Regions from separate parts of the Homo sapiens genome. Here region 1 is linked to region 2. A link is an interaction called in ENCODE POLR2A ChIA-PET data of the cell type or tissue named here. Cell type or tissue: PC-9. All regions are shown on one strand. Links, peaks and the distances in the headings refer to the core of each region. The heading gives the core; the rest is flanking DNA.

Region 1 (7,732 bases), core at 1,596-6,595, 160 kb after region 2:
CCAGCCACCACACCCAGCTAATTTTTTGTATTTTTAGTAGAGACGAGATTTCACCATGTTGGCCAGGCTGGTCTCAAACTCCTCACCTCAGGTGATGCTCCCGCCTCAGCCTACCAAAGTGCTGGTATTACAGGCGTGAACCACTGTGCCCAGCTAATTCTTAAAAGTTATTTAGCTCATGCAAAAATCAAGGGAAGGAGCCTAAATAACGGAGCCAAGTTCACCTCCCACCAGCACACAGAGAGGTGCTGTTACTCAGAGTCAGCACAACTCTGAAGATGAGCATTCAAGATGGAGTCAGAAGGATTAAGGTGGGGATTCCTGGGGATAGAGGTAAAGAATGCAGCATAGAGTAGAAACTTTTTAAATGGCAGCTCTTTATTTACTTACTTACTTACTTATTTATTTATTTTTGAGACAGAGTCTCTCTCTGTCACCCAGGCTGGAGTGCAGTGGCATGATCTCGGCTCACTGCAAGCTCCGCCTCCTGGGTTCACGCCATTCTACTGCCTCAGCCTCCCGAGTAGCTGGTACTACAGGTGCCCGCCACCACACCCAGCTAATTTTTTTGTATTTTTAGTAGAGATGGGGTTTCACCGTGTTAGCCAGGATGGTCTCGATCTCCTGACCTCGTGATCCGCCCACCTCAGTCTCCCAAAGTGCTGGGATTACAGGCGTGAGCCACCGCGCCGGCCAAAAGCTCTTTAATTTCTTGTACCCCACCCAAAGTCCCACCCACACTCCAGGAGACAGGAAAGTATACTAGAAAAGGCAGATGCTCCCAAGTCAGAGAGCCCTGGGTTTGGATCCCAAGCAAGTTACTTTCACCTTCCTGAACCATTTCCTTGTCTTTAAACTGAGGCTTACATTTAAATGCCTATCTTATAGAATCAATATTAGACATAAAAAACCTAGTTGAGTAACGGGCACATAATAAGGGCTCAATAAATCACAGCTACTATTATTGTCATTATTAGTATAAATAGGCTAGAAAATGTCTTGTGTAGACTCTTTTTATTGCAAAAACTACACATATCTCTAATATAACCCTGACACCCCTCCCCAAAAATATAATTTTAAAATATGAGAATAAACAGATGCAATTCTGATTCTTAAATGTCTGAACATTTCAAGCCAAACACCTACTGGGTACCTACAAGATATCTACTGCTACTGCTGCTGTTTCTGTGAGGACAACCACTCCATGTTCTATGCTTTAAAAGAAGAGCTGGTTTTTTGAATGTAAATATAAACAGAGCAGACATAAGCCTGAAGGACCAAGTGTGTGAGACTCTACAAGGCTTGAACCAACCATAGGACACACTGAGGGGACTCCAGAGAGATTTGGATTAGCCTTACTACCATCACTGATGGCAGTGAACATGGTATGCCTCCATCTTCTCAAGCCCTGACAGGGCCAAAAGGAGGCTTCTTCTTCCACACTATTCTTCCACTGAGGATCCTTGGCTTCTCCCTCCCCTCCCCTCAAAGACAGACTCTTCTACACCAAAGCCCTCAGCCAGATTTCATGGACTTACTGTAAACCTCAAGTCCACAATCAACAAGCACGGCCATACTGTCAGTTCACAAAACAGGCAGAGAAAAAGAAATTCAGTAAGGAGGGGGACTAGGGGGAAGGACACACCTTATTCAAAATGCAAAAGAGGGACATGTTCTAGTAGCTCTAACTGGGAAATCAAGGAAAATTCATGCCTCCCTCTGTCCTCACTGCAGGATTAAAAAAAGACAAAATGTAGATGACAAGAAAGTAGCCTATGAATGATTATTAACACTTTGATTTGAATCTAAATAAAGTCTTTTTATTCTTCTCCATCTGCAACTGTGCCATTCCCACTCTTCTATCCCTAGGCTCCTAGGTTACTTTCTTAGGACTGCCATAACGAATTACCATGAATTTCAGGGCTTAAAACAACAAAAATTCATTCTTTCTCAGTCCTGGAGGCTAGAAGTCCAAAATCAAGGCGTTGGCAAAGCCATGCTCCCTGGGAAGGCTCTAGGGGAGGATCTTTTCTTGCCCCTACCAGCTTCTGGCGGCTCCTGGCAATCCTTGGTGTTCTTTGGCTTATAACTGCATCACTCTAATATTTGTCCCCAACTTCCCACGGCCTTATTTGGGTCTCTATGTATTTTCTCCTCTTCTTATACACACCAGTCACTGGATTTAGGACCCACCCTAAGCCGATATGACTTCACTTTAATTTAACTAATTACTTCAGGAAAGATCCTATTTCCCAATAAGGTCACCATTCTAAAGTTCCAGGAAGACATGAATTTTAGAGGAACTCTATTTAACCCTCTCCAACTGCCATGTCAAAAATAAACCCCCACCACCAAAATATGGGGCATAGTGGAGGGAGGTGAGAAACCGATATAGCATTACAGAATTACAAAAAGTTCAAAGTTACAGTAGTCTCCTGTAGATCCATGACTATTCATTTTTGAATTGGAAATAATGTTGTTCTTACTTTTTACCTTACCTTTCTCTCTTACCTGAGAGCAATATACATACATACATTTCTCTCACCCATGAGCAACTGTGAAGCTTTGGAAAATATCAAAAGTCCCAATCAAAATAGCACTAAAACACAGAACATCCCACTGATCCAGACACGTGACTACTCTGTAAAAATTTGGTGTTAGGTATAAATGAACATGTAGTATCAGGAACTGAGTAGCAAAAAGATGAAAGGCAGGGGAGGATATTTTTCAGTTAAAAGCACTCTCATTTAATGATCTAGGAGTGGGAAGTAAATCATGGGTCTTAGAAGACCAGGGTTTCCTTTAAAACACTTGCTTTAAGTTTTTAATCTCCACACCCCCTCTCCTAAATTTTCCTTTTCTAATGATGACAATAAACTTACATGGAAACACTATATATCAGAGTTCTTTAAAAAATAATCAAGGTATTATTTTAGCTGTGTGGAGAAAAAAATACTTGACATCAGCTTAAAGACTTGTGTACTCCCTCTGCTGGCTCTGAATTTAAAGTAAATTCTCAATACCTTCAAGGGCTAACTTAACTAACTTCACTAGACATCTGAAATACAAGGAAGGCTGGTTGCAGGGGCTCATGTTTATAATCCCAGCACTTTAGGAGGCCCAAGTAAGAGGATCGCTTGAACCCAGGAGTTTGAGACCAACCTGGCAACAAAGTGAGACCTCATATCTCTACAAAAAAAACATAAAATTAGCTGGGTGTCGTGGCGCTCATTAGTAGTCCCAGCTACTAGGGCAGCTGAGGCAGGAGGATCATAGCTCTCTACAGAGAGAGCCAGGAGTTTGAAGCTGTGGAGAGCTATGATTGTGCCACCGCACTCCAGCCTAGGTGACAGAGCAAGGCCTTGTCTCAAATAAAAAATTTAAAATAAAAATACACAAGGGAGCCGGGTGCAATGGCTCATGCCTGTAATCCCAGCACTTTGGGAGGCCGAGGCAGGCAGATCATGAGGTCAGCAGATCAAGACCATCCTGGCTAACACAGTGAAGCCCCGTCTCTAATAAAAATACAAAAAATTAGCTGGGAGTGGTGGCGAACGCCTGCAGTCCCAGCTACTTGGGAGGCTGAGGCAGGAGAATGGCATGAACCCAGGAGGCGGAGCTTGCAGTGAGCCAAGATCACGCCACTGCACTCCAGCCTAGGCGACAGAGCGAGATTCTGTCTCAAAAAAAAAAAAAAAAAAAAAAAAAAAAAACCACGCAAGGGAAAACATGATGTGGATTCTTCCACCCCACCCCACCCCCTAATGGTTTTCAAACAAATTCCTAAACACGTACTGAAAACTGCCAAACACATCTCTGTTGGGTTTACTATAGGTTCACTCCAGAAGGAAGGTAATGTATGCTGTTTGTTTATTTGTTTGTTTGGGGGAGAGTTTACTTCCTGCTCCAGCCTTGCCCCCTACACATGTGCCACATGCTTTCCTTACTCTGTGCTCACCTCTCCACTGCAGTCCTAGGGCACATCTGGACACCAAGGTGTGGTGAGCCTCCAGAAGATAACCTGGCCTCCTCACCCCAGGCAATGACCCAGGAGTAGCGGAATTACTAGAAGAACCACAGCCCAGCAGAGAAGTCATCCTCTTCGCTTATTATGTTATTCCATAGTAGTAACTGAGGCACTGCAGAGAAAAAGTCTCAAGATTAAAACCTCAAAAACTCAGGAGTGAAAAGTGGAACAAGCGAATTATAGAAAAGCCTGGCTTGAAACACACTCCAATCAGACATTTCCGTTTTACCAAGAGTGGTACATCACAGTACTCTATGGATGCCAGCTACCGTAGTTCTTTTTCCTTTAGGAGAGACTAAGATACTGGGAAATGAACGTTGTTTGGTCAGGAATAAAATGGTGAAAGATACTGGGTCTGTCTGGGCAATGATGCAGTCAGAACTGGGGTGTTCTATCATCATCACTAGCCTAACCACATATTCAGAACTCTAACTTGGAAGAACTGCAGACTGGTCCTTGAAATAGTTCATCTCAAAGACTGTCTGCTATCTCCTCTCCTTTCATACATGACTTCTATTTCCCAATCCATGGACAGAAAACTTGAAGTACATTTGGGACTTCTGCCCCAAAATGCAGAACATTACAAACAACTAAGGCTTTACATAACAGCTTTGTTCCTAAAAGTGAGTAAAATAAACTTTAGGCAAAACAATTCTATGGTGACTTTCTCGACACTGCATGTTGATGATACAAATAGCGGGTTTACATACAGATGGCAAACTTCATTTCCTTTTTCTCTTAATGCAACAAGGTCATCCCAAGATCAGGCTTCCTTCAGTTTCTGTGGTAAGTAGTGATGGACACTTATGGAGTTTTCAGAGACTTATGCATTGGGTAACAAGGCACTGCAAGAAACCCCAGATAGCACAGCATCATCTCACATTTACACCACATCACATCAACATCGATGCTAGGAGGTCTAAAGCTGATGCCACCTTCAGAGCTGCAAGTATCCAAAAGACTCCACTCATGACACCAGCTCACTCCTGAGTCACATCAGCCCCTTTCAGAGTCACAGCCCCAGAACTAAGGCTATCCATATGGGTTGATTATAAAATCCAAAAAGCAGCTCCAAATATTAGAAACACTTATTTGTCTGGCAGACACATTCCCTAATTTAAAGCCTCTTATACTGTGCTTAAAAATATTCAACAGTCTTAGCAAAATGACAAAATAAACAGGTAGCAGCCATGGGGTGGGCAGGGTAAGGTGGCGTTGAAAGAAAAGGCATTTAGCAAGGTAAGTAGAGAGTGCTGATGGAGAACACAAAAGGAGAAACACAGCGACTCCAGTGCGAGCTAGCCTAGAAGAGGGGAGGAGAAGCAGAAGACAGCAAGTGAAGAGCTTGAAGAACTTGAGGCAAACAGCACTGAGATGAACAGCTGTGAAACCACAATGGTAGGCAGTAGACACTACAGTACAGTGGTATGAACACACGCTTTAAAAAAAAAAAAAAAAGAGAGAGAGAGGGTCTCACTCTGTCATCCAGGCTGGAGTGCAGTGGTGCAGTCGTGCTCACTGCAGTCTCAAACTCCTGGGATTAAGGGATCCTCCTGCCTCAGCCTCTCAAGCAGCTGGGACTACAGGCATGCACCACCACAACAGAGCTAATTTTTTTTTTTTTTGAGATGGAGTTTCGCTCTTGTTACCCAGGCTGGAGTGCAACGGCACAATCTTGGCTCACTGCAACCTCCGCCTCCCAGGTTCAAGCAATTCTCCTGCCTCAGCCTCCCTAGTAGCTGGGATTACAGGCATGCGCCACGATGCCCGGCTAGCTTTTTGTACTTTTAGTAGAGACAGGGTTTCACCATGTTGGTAAGGCTGGTCTCGAACTCCTGACCTCAGGTGATCCACCCACCTGGGCCTCCCAAAGTGCTGGGATTACAGGCATGAGCCACCGCACCTGGCCTAGTTTTCTTTTTTTCTGGTAGAGACGAGGTCTCACTTTGTTGCCCAGGCTGGTCTCAAACTCCTGGCCTCAGGCAATCCTCCTGCCTTGGCCTCCCAAAGTGTTAAAATTATAGGCATGAACCACTGCACTGACTGGACACACCCGTTACTCCACCCCTACTAGCTGTGGAACCCTGAACCCAGTCACTCACATAGTCCTAGCATGTTTCTCACCTGCAAAATAAGGTAGTTAGATGATCTTTAAGATCTCTTTTAGTTCTGAGTTTTAGGCAACAAGTAATACAGATGAGTCAGTGGCATCAAGGCTCCACATCCACTCCAGAGGAAGGCCAGATCTACATCAGGCCCTGGGAGACAGAACTGGGGATCCCAGATCAGTCCAGGGCCAAAGATGTGCTCTATCTAATCCAGGTGGAGCTTGGAAAACCAAAGCTTCTCCCAAACAGACCCAATCCACAGGAGCCATGGTACGGTGGTTTTGCATCTCCAAAGCAAGCTCAAAATGATCTGCAGAGAGTTAAAGGCTAGCTCCAAGCCATGCCCCACATCAAATTTGCCACTTCCCAGCAACTTCTTAGCAGAGTTGAAGTACTAGAGAAAGCAGAAATACAGATGTAAAAAAAAGGCAACGGGAATAGGCAGCAATGACAAATTCACAAAGCACAGATATGCTATAGCTTATTTTCTGTCTCCTCCATCAGAATATGAACTCCTGTGAGTGAACTGGAACTTTATCTGCCTTCTGCTACCACTATATCCCTAAGTCCTGGCAAATGCTCTGCAAGCAGCATGCCTTTGATAAACATTTGTTGAATACATGAAATGGGATGTGATGCAAATGGGTAAAAAGGGTTTTCTCTTTCCAATCTTTCATTCACTTACTGTATACCAGCTGTAACATCCACTGATATCAACTCGTCTTTGCATTTATGATCCCCAGCTCCTTTTATAGCACCAAAAAGGTAAAGTGGCTCTTCAGGACCCCTCAATTTGTGATGCAGGAAAAGGAGAGAAATGAGGAGTTGAGAATAGGGTCAAGTCTGTCCCTATAGGCAAAATAAGTGGGTATACAAACAAAATAAATTCCATATTCTCTCCAGCCCTGGGAATCTGGAATCTGATGCACCTGCTCTGGGTAAGTGGGGCAACCTGCCAGAATGCACAGGCCTAAACAGTCTTTAAAAAAAAAATAAGATGGGGTTTTGCTATGTGCCCAAGCTGGTCTTGAACTCCTGGGCTCAAGCCTAAACAGCCTTATCTTTGCATTTTCATGAAGATCTTTGAATGGATGGTAAACTTTTGCCAGACCAAATTAAATGACTTATTAGTGAGACAAGGCCTCTTCATTAATTTTCCAAATAAAAGTATCTTGCAGGTTTTAAGTAAGAATCACAAGCAGAGTACTAAGAAGTTTAACTAAAAGATGTTCTTGTATGGTGTCATTTTCTTAAAATAGAACACTCCTAAAATCTCCTAAAAATAAGTCTGCTGTAGTTTCATTTCATTTTCTAAGAAGGAGATAAACATATCAAAACACACACTTAGCTTCTTTTTTAAAGAGTCTCTGTTACATGGGACTCACAGATCAAAGTCTAAAAGGGCCAATTTCTTCACTTCAGAGGTCAATGACACAGCTTTGAAAAAGAGGAAAAACAGTCCCTCTAGTGTACTGGGGCTGTAGAAAGAGGAAGTATATTAGTTGAGAATCACTGACGAAGACACTATTGCCAAAGGAAATTACAAAACGACATTTTGGCAACACGGGCCAAGCAGACAGATTCTTCACACACGACC
Region 2 (7,732 bases), core at 1,375-6,374:
CCACCGTGTCTGGTTTCACTTCCTTATCTCTCCAAGAGGGGTGGGACCAGAAGACTTCCAGGGCCCGCCCAGGTTTAGCAAGATTAGAATCGACCCTCCCTTGGCATGCCCTGGAAATTGGCCTCCGTGGAGCCGAACCCTCCTGCCAATGGGGACTGAGAGGCTGGTAATGCCTTGAGGATGGGGTAGGAGGAGCAGTGAGATAGAAGAGCAGAGTTACAGAATTGGTGGGGGAGACAGACAGCACTTGGAAAAAGGACAGATGAAACAATAAGGGCAAATGTGTCTGGAGCTTCCCAGTGTAGACAGGCTCCTGCTTGATCTCCTTTAAAAGCGGGAAGCACTCTGAGCACAGTTCCCATTTTACAGACAGTAAAAATGAGGCTCAGAAGCTAAATAAGCTGTCTAAAGTCACATGACTTGGAAATGCTAGAGCAGAGCCTACAGTCTGCCTTTATTTTTATTTTGTAATTTTTTTTCTTTTTTTCTTTAAGAGACAGAGTCTTGCTCTGTTACCCAAGCTGGAATGCAGTGGAGTGATCATAGCTCACTGCATCCTCCATCCTCCCACTCCTGGGCTCAAGTGATCCTCCTGTTTCAGCCTCCAGAGTAGCTGGGACTACAAGCTTGTACAACATCACCCATACAGACTGCCTTTAAATCCAATGCCCTTTCCACTGCACCAGGATGACTAAGTTCCTCCTGACTACCTGGCTGTAAAACTCCTGATACTGGTTGCCCTGGGGCAATGGTGTGACCAGGTCCCCATGACCCTTACCCTGCCACACTACCATTCAGGCCACAGAATGCTTTGTGGGGACATCTCTCTCTCTTCCTTTTTTTTTTTATACCGTTTTACTTTAATTTACTATTATGTTCTTTAGTTCCATTTATCAAAACTTTTCATCATATTCTTATAACTCAATTTCACTTTTGTAAGAGAAGTCACGGCAGCACTTGGGGGTTGGGGAAGGAGAGGCATCACGTACGGTGGGATTTGCCTTCTGCATCCCGGGGTATCCCAAGGTGATACCTTGGGATTTATTAGGATCTCAAGCCAGGGCAACATAGATACAGCAGCATTTCTGAAACTTAAGAAGTATGGCTGTCTGTTTAAAAAAACAAACAACAAAACCCCTCAAACCTCTTAGTATGGATTTAAATTATTTTCGCCATGTTTGTTTCTTGAATATGTCCAAATTAAATATAAGCTAGATATGACATTTAATAAAAACTCCTTAATCCTATGGCTCTCAGGTAAGTGTCTGGTTTTGCTGAAACTAAATTGCCAACACTGAATTAAGTGGTCAAGTTAGCATGAGTCTGCATCTGTTTCTGCACTGGACTTTAATAATGCCATTAGCAGAGGATGCCTTTGCACCCAGGTACATTGTGGAAGTTAGTAACTGCAGGGCTATTTTTCCTTCAGGGATGTCGTACTCATACTTAACCAAAGCTCTGCTAGGAGCAATCCTTGAGAGCCAGCTCTGGCTCCAGCCTTTGGAGACCTCTGCCTTTTCCACTTGAAGACAGAATTTGGGTCCTGTTGGCCAATTCTCGCTGCAAACTGTTAGATGAAAGTAAAGTAAAACGGGTCTGTGTGCGACACGTCTGCATACACGTGAATGAGGCCTTTGAGTCTGGCAGGCTTCCCTGCCACGTGCTCTCACTTCACTGGGGTAATGCCTTTGCATACACAAATGCAGCCATGTGCCCTGAAGAGCAGGCAGCATTCAGGTCTCCATAGCCACCTGGGTGATCTAGTAGAGGCTCATATAATTTTTTTGAATCATCTTTGCAGTAATCTCAGTACTGCCCAGACCTGTTGAGAAATAATGGTATAGAAGAGTCCTATCTTGGGTCAAAGTCCTTCGCCTGCTTTTTGATAACTCCATCACTCAACCACAAGTCATCTAATGTCCCTGCACTTCAATTTCTTTGTCTAAAAAATGGAAACAATAATGCTTGCTATTCTAATTTTATTGGATTGCTACAATGCAATAGTTCCCAAAATGTAGTTCCCAGGCCAGCATTACCAGCATCACCTGGAACTTGTTGAAAAGGCAAATTCTCAGGCCCTTCCAAACCTGCAGAATCAGAAACTCTGGGTGAGGCCCAGTAATCTGTGATTGCACAAGTCTCCAGGTGATTCCGATGCCCTCTAAAGTTTGAGAAGCACTGCTATAAAACAATGGGATAATGAATGCAAACAGTGTCTACAAACTGTAATGCCTACATCATCACTTTGAGAGCCACTGCTCTACGCAAGTGTTGGTTACTATCTTGTCACCCAGGTTTCCATTAAAATGCAAATACCCCCAGGGTGGGTGACACCTTAAGCTTTAACAGGTGTTGGTTATTCTCAACAAGCATAGCAGGTGGTTAGCTAAAAATAAACCCTTTCTAGAATAGAAAATTAGGAAGGTTAAGAGTTTCTGTAGGGTGAACAAGGGACAGAGAGAGAAAAAGGAAAGGAGCATGGAGTCACACAGACTTGCATTCATGTTCTAGTTCTGTGTTTACTAGCTACATGACCTTAAGCAAGTTACTTACAGGACATCGTAACCCTATGATGATGACCTCCATAGAGTTATTGGGAGGATTAAGTGGCACAACACGTGCAAAGCACGTAGTGCAACCCATGGTTCATATAGGTATTCAATAAGTGATGCCTATCATTAGCAGCAGGGTGTCCAGACTGCTTAAGACTACCACCTGGGACTCATCCTCACTCCCACGCCACTCACCATCCCTCCAGCCACCCTATCTATTATTATTATCATTATCACCATCAACATCATTGCCTCTTCTGCCAGAGCTTCCTGACCTTAGGCTTAAAACTGCCACCCTAAGATTAACCACTGAGGAAGGAAAGGGGAAAATTCCCAGAATGGCACAGCTGCCTCAAGGTACAGGCTGGCTCATGCTCTGGTCCCCAGAGGTGTCACTGGAGTGTGCCACATTTTGACACCTGAGAGATGGTAGGCAACCAGAGGGACAGGTTCTTCCTCTCCATCCATTCTTGGACTGAAAACCCCCAGAGGGTGGGCCCAAGGGAAGTGCTGGAGCAGAGAAGCCTCTGGAAGGCAGAGAGAGGAGGCACGTAGGGCCAGGACCAAGCCCTCACAGAGGTACAACAGGGCAACCCCTGCAGGGGCAAGGAGGGTAGCCTTTCCTCTAGGGACAGGTGACATGGGTAGAATGGAAACCTGGGCTCCAGTGAGAAGCTCCATTTCATTAGAATCGCATGCTCTAGAAGAGGGGGTGAGGCCAGAAGTCTTTCCTGAGAGGAGAAGCAGGTTCCACAGTGTAGACCTTTGGGGGCTGATCTGGAGGCCTCCCTGAGTACTGCTGCCTGCCTGCTAACTTCCTGGATCTGGAGGTGTGGCAGGCACGGCCTTAGGTGCGCAGAGTGGACAGGTGGATCCAGCCCCAGGCCCGCCCAGATGTTATCTCTCGGGTGGCTCCAGGTCCCTTTCTGTCCAGGGCAAGGCCTCTGAGATGGGTCATGCAGGCTTGGCCTTTCTTCCCTCAATGACTCAGGGCCGGCTGGCCAAGAGTCACCCTCAGCTACCCTCCCACTAATGAGAGGAGGCCGGATTCCTTTGGATTTAGTAAGGTCACTCCTTGAGGGTTGCCTTTTGTTACCCATCCACAGTGGGAATGCTTCCTTAATGAGCAGAGAGCCACACCCTTTCCCAGCGTCGGGGGTGGGGGTGGGGGGGGAGGGTAGGGTAGCCTTTTCAGGTGGCACATGAACAGGGCTGATTTCACAATGGCCAGCCCACAGGTGAGGCACCTAGGGCAGGCCTGCTTCGTCAGTCCTCCCCAGCTCTCCTATCCAGGTGGCTACTCCTCCAGACCCCACCTGCCCCAACAGCTGGAGGGCGAAGCTGCTGCAGGCATGGGAGGCAGAGGAATGGTGGAGGAGCTGGGGTGCTGGGCGTGCAGTAGTGCTTGACTGGAAACCGGACGAAGCTGCAGATGGGAGAGGCACTGCTTGAACACTCCTGCCGCATCCATCACTCCGGGCACCTCCTGCAGTGCACACGGTCTCACTTTGATTTTAATCCCACCAATAGCAGGAAGGAGGTATGAGCCTCATCTGCAGCTCAGGATGATTAGGGGACAAGTCTGGGGTCATGTGCTGGTAAGGGAAAGAATGTGGACTCAATCTCACGTGGCCTGGCTCCAAAACCCGTCCATTTGCTAATTTAGTTTAAACCACCGGTTTTTTAACTTAAAAATTTTGTTTCTGAACGTTGAAAATGAATATAAAATTCAATGTGCTTCTCTGTACTCTCTTAGCAACTTCCTGTGAATCTATAATTATTTCAAAATAAAAAGTTTAAAACAATCCTATGTGGAGCCTGAATGTATAAAATGTATCACTGAGATGCTGTGAGAGTCCAGGGCAGTGGTTTCTTTCTGGGGTGGTGTTGAAAGGCAGCAGTGAGGGGTGGCCCTGTTTCTGGATCTGGGCTGGTTCTGCAGATGTGTTCTGTTTGTAAAAGTTCATCGAGCTGTGCATTTGTGATTGGTGCACTTTTCTGTATAAATGTAAAACTTTAAAAGTTGAAAATATATCAAAATGGAGATGCTCTAGTTGAACAGGAAGAGGGGTTCGATGTGCTCAGCTTCTTCCCCCACACCCCTCCACTTAACCCTCTCAGGACCCCAGGGTTCTGGGAGCACGCTCTGGAGTCTGGGTTCTGATTTCTCTTATATAATACAGGTGGCTGGGTCAGAGGACCTCAGCTCTCCAGTCCCCGCCCCAAGTGTTCTATTGTCATTTCCCATTATTCAGTTACAAACCATAGCCCATTGACGGTGAAAACCACCATTCAAATGTCCAAAAAGAAGAACATTAATCCTGGGTGTGGAGGACCCCACACAGGTCGCTGTGTGTAAAAGAGACAGCAGGCTCTCGGTCTCCCACTTGGGCAGGGCAGCCTTATACTGAAAGAATAAACTTCAAGTGAAGAATTCCCAAAGACAACTCGGCAAGAAAAGGCTTTTATGCCTTGAAAGGAATTGAATCAGACTTATAATCACAGAGAGCTGGAAATCACATCCATTCAGCATGTTCTGCAAATGAAAGGCAACTGACAATGTAAAACAAACAAACAAAACTCACTCGCATTCTCAGTTGACATGTCCTGTTTTCACCTCATTTGGCTTCTTGGAAGATTTCTGGGTTGAATGTGCACTTTGGAGCAGCATGCCTGAGCCAGGTCGTTTTTCCCCTCCTGCTTGGAGGATGTGGCGAACATATTTTCCTTTCATTCGCCGAGTTAGTTTCTGGTGTTACCTGCCCACTACTGTACCTGGAGTCAGCAGTAGCTGCCAACCCATAGCTAAGGGCAGAAGTTAGCCCAGTGTGAGGTTAATTGGACCAAATTAAAGCCATTACGGTTTAACAGGCTCTCTATTGGAGGAATGCTTAAGTGGGCTCCCCCGGGACTTGGGAAATTTGGAAGTGAAGTGGTTTTTGCTATTTGCAGTAGCTGCATCTCCCGTTTTATTTGTCAAACTGCTACTCTGCAGACTGCTGTGGGGTGAAGTTGTTAGACAAAGGAGAATCTTTTCTTTCTTTCTTTCTTTTTTTTTTTTTTTTGAGACGGAGTGTCACTCAGGCTGGAGTGCAATGGCACAATCTCAGCTCACTGCACCCTCTGTCTCCTGGGTTCAAGTGATTCTCCTGCCTCAGCCTCCCGAGTACCTGGGATTACAGGTGCGCACCATCACACCTTGCTAATTTTTGTATTTGTTTATTAGTAGAGACAGTGTTTTGCCATATTGACCAGGCTGGTCTCGAACTTCTGACCTCAGGTGATCCACCCGTCTTGGTCTCCCAAAATGCTGGGATTACAGGCTCAAGCCACCACGCTCGGCCAGGAGAATCTTTTATATGATCCTGTTTCCAGAAGAGGCTATCCTCTGAGGAGTTTAGGAAATGATAGAGTGAATCAGACTAATAACCCCACTGAGGAGATGAGGCGAAAGAGGAATAAGGCATGCAAGGGTCAGGGTCTCCTGCTTGGTGACATAGCTTTTCTGGGAGGATCTTTTCAGTTCAATGCTACCCTACCTAATCCCAAGGAAAGCAGAGTTTTAGTTCACTGAATTTTCAGGCTGAGTAGAAAATTCCTTTTTGATACAGCACTTGTTGCTGGAGAGCCACGTACTCTGTGATGTCCTCTCAGGACCCTTTCCACCCTGGGGCTCCTCCTCTGCTGAAGCAGGGCTGGCAGTTTCCAATTGATCAAAGTATAAGTAGCCAACGGCAGCTCACAACTCTCATGACAAATGCCAACCCCATCTTAGATAACATTCACCAGAGGGTTGCATCGGGTTAGGAAGGTGATAGTGTGGTGGTCCCTCTGTGCTTTCAGGACACTGGGCTTGTGGGGTACAATCTAGGGTGGCTTTTTTTTTTCTGAGATGGAGTCTCACTCTATTGCCAGGCTGGAGTGCAATGGTGCAATCTCGGCTCACTGCAACCTCCACCTCCCGGGTTCAAGCAATTCTCCTGCCTGAGCCTCCTGAATAGCTGGGACTACAGATGCCCGCCACCACGCCCAGCTAATTTTTGTATTTTTAGTAGAGACAGGGTTTCACCATGTTGGCCAGGATGGTCTCGATCTCTTGACCTTGTGATTAGGGTGGCTTTTTAAAAAAGTAACTCTGACAGAATCCTTCCAGAAAACAGAACAGCATGGTAAAGCCTCTGGGCACTGTGTCAGCTGAAAAGAATGGGGATGTGTAGCCTAGGGAAGAGAGAAACTCTCTGGGAGGGAGGCAAGGATGTGGCCCCTGGGGGAAGAGCTATGACCCCAGGTGGCATCTCCAATGGGAGATGGTTCAATTCCCAGCTCCTACATAGGGTTTTCCTATGTCCTAGTCAGTAATTTAAACACAATCCCTACTGTAAACTCATTGGATGCTCACAACCACCTTATGACGGTACTGTGATTATCATCCTCATTTTACAGATGTAGAAACCAGCACACAGAAGTTAAATACCTTCCCAAAGTAACAATGCTATTAATGAGAGAGTTGGAATTTGGACCCGGCTTTCTTACTAGCCCGGAGTTTCTCAACCTCAGTACTATTGACATTGGAGGCTGGAGAATTCTTTGTTGTAGGGGGACCCTGTCCTCCCTCTCCTTGCATTATAGGATGTTCAGTGGCATCCCTGGCTTCCACCCACCAGATGCCAGTAGTACTCCCCTGTTGTGACAGTCGGATGTCTCCAGACGTTGCCAATGCTCCCTGGAGGGCAGAATCGCCTTTAGTTAAGAAGCACTAAGTGCCTCCCGAGATGGGCCAGCCTGTCTCCTGTAGGAGCAGGAACGCCTGCTGCTGCCTTCCTAGTGCAGGGGCCACTGAGGCCCCCTACACTCTCAACACTTTCTGACGTGCCTCCTAACTGAATGGGGGAGGGGAGATTTTACCGGACCCTCCTTCTGCCTAGAGACGTTCTGGCCCCTAGAGATTGTTTGATTTTTAACATTTCCAACATTTCCTAATGTTATTGTCATTTGCCTCTCTGTCCCCAAATTAAAGGCCAAAGAATCATTCTGATTTTGTGGGGCAAAACCTGAGGGAAAGCCTAAAGTTTACCTAGCACTTTACATATTTATTCAGTTTAATCCTCACAGTCATCGTACTGAGGGAGATATCCCCATTGTAAAGATGAGAAAACTGAGGCTTAGAAAGCTTAGTTAGT

The links. ChIA-PET counts read pairs that join two places held together with the same protein. Peaks named below come from ENCODE experiments on the same cell type or tissue, not always from the same donor. Only the 100,000 strongest peaks of a DNase experiment are listed, where the experiment ranks them.
Region 1: POLR2A ChIA-PET joins it to region 2 with 5 read pairs; 9 of 35 experiments call an interaction of 5 or more read pairs at or near these places.

Annotation. Positions count from the first base shown.
Region 1 is chr6:108,565,969-108,573,700 of GRCh38, reverse strand. The region is part of intron 1 of FOXO3 (forkhead box O3); the gene reads right to left. Among named protein-coding and RNA genes, the nearest start is that of FOXO3, 8.9 kb to the right of the region's middle. In PC-9, for the core only: no CTCF peak of the experiment used is centred there; no DNase peak of the experiment used is centred there.
Region 2 is chr6:108,728,483-108,736,214 of GRCh38, reverse strand. No RefSeq gene overlaps it. Among named protein-coding and RNA genes, the nearest start is that of LINC00222, 19 kb to the left of the region's middle. RefSeq lists enhancers at 2,845-3,636, 3,637-4,429, 4,764-5,691. In PC-9, for the core only: no CTCF peak of the experiment used is centred there; a DNase peak (open chromatin) is centred at 3,514; H3K4me3 peaks cover 2,130 bases; H3K27ac peaks cover 4,055 bases.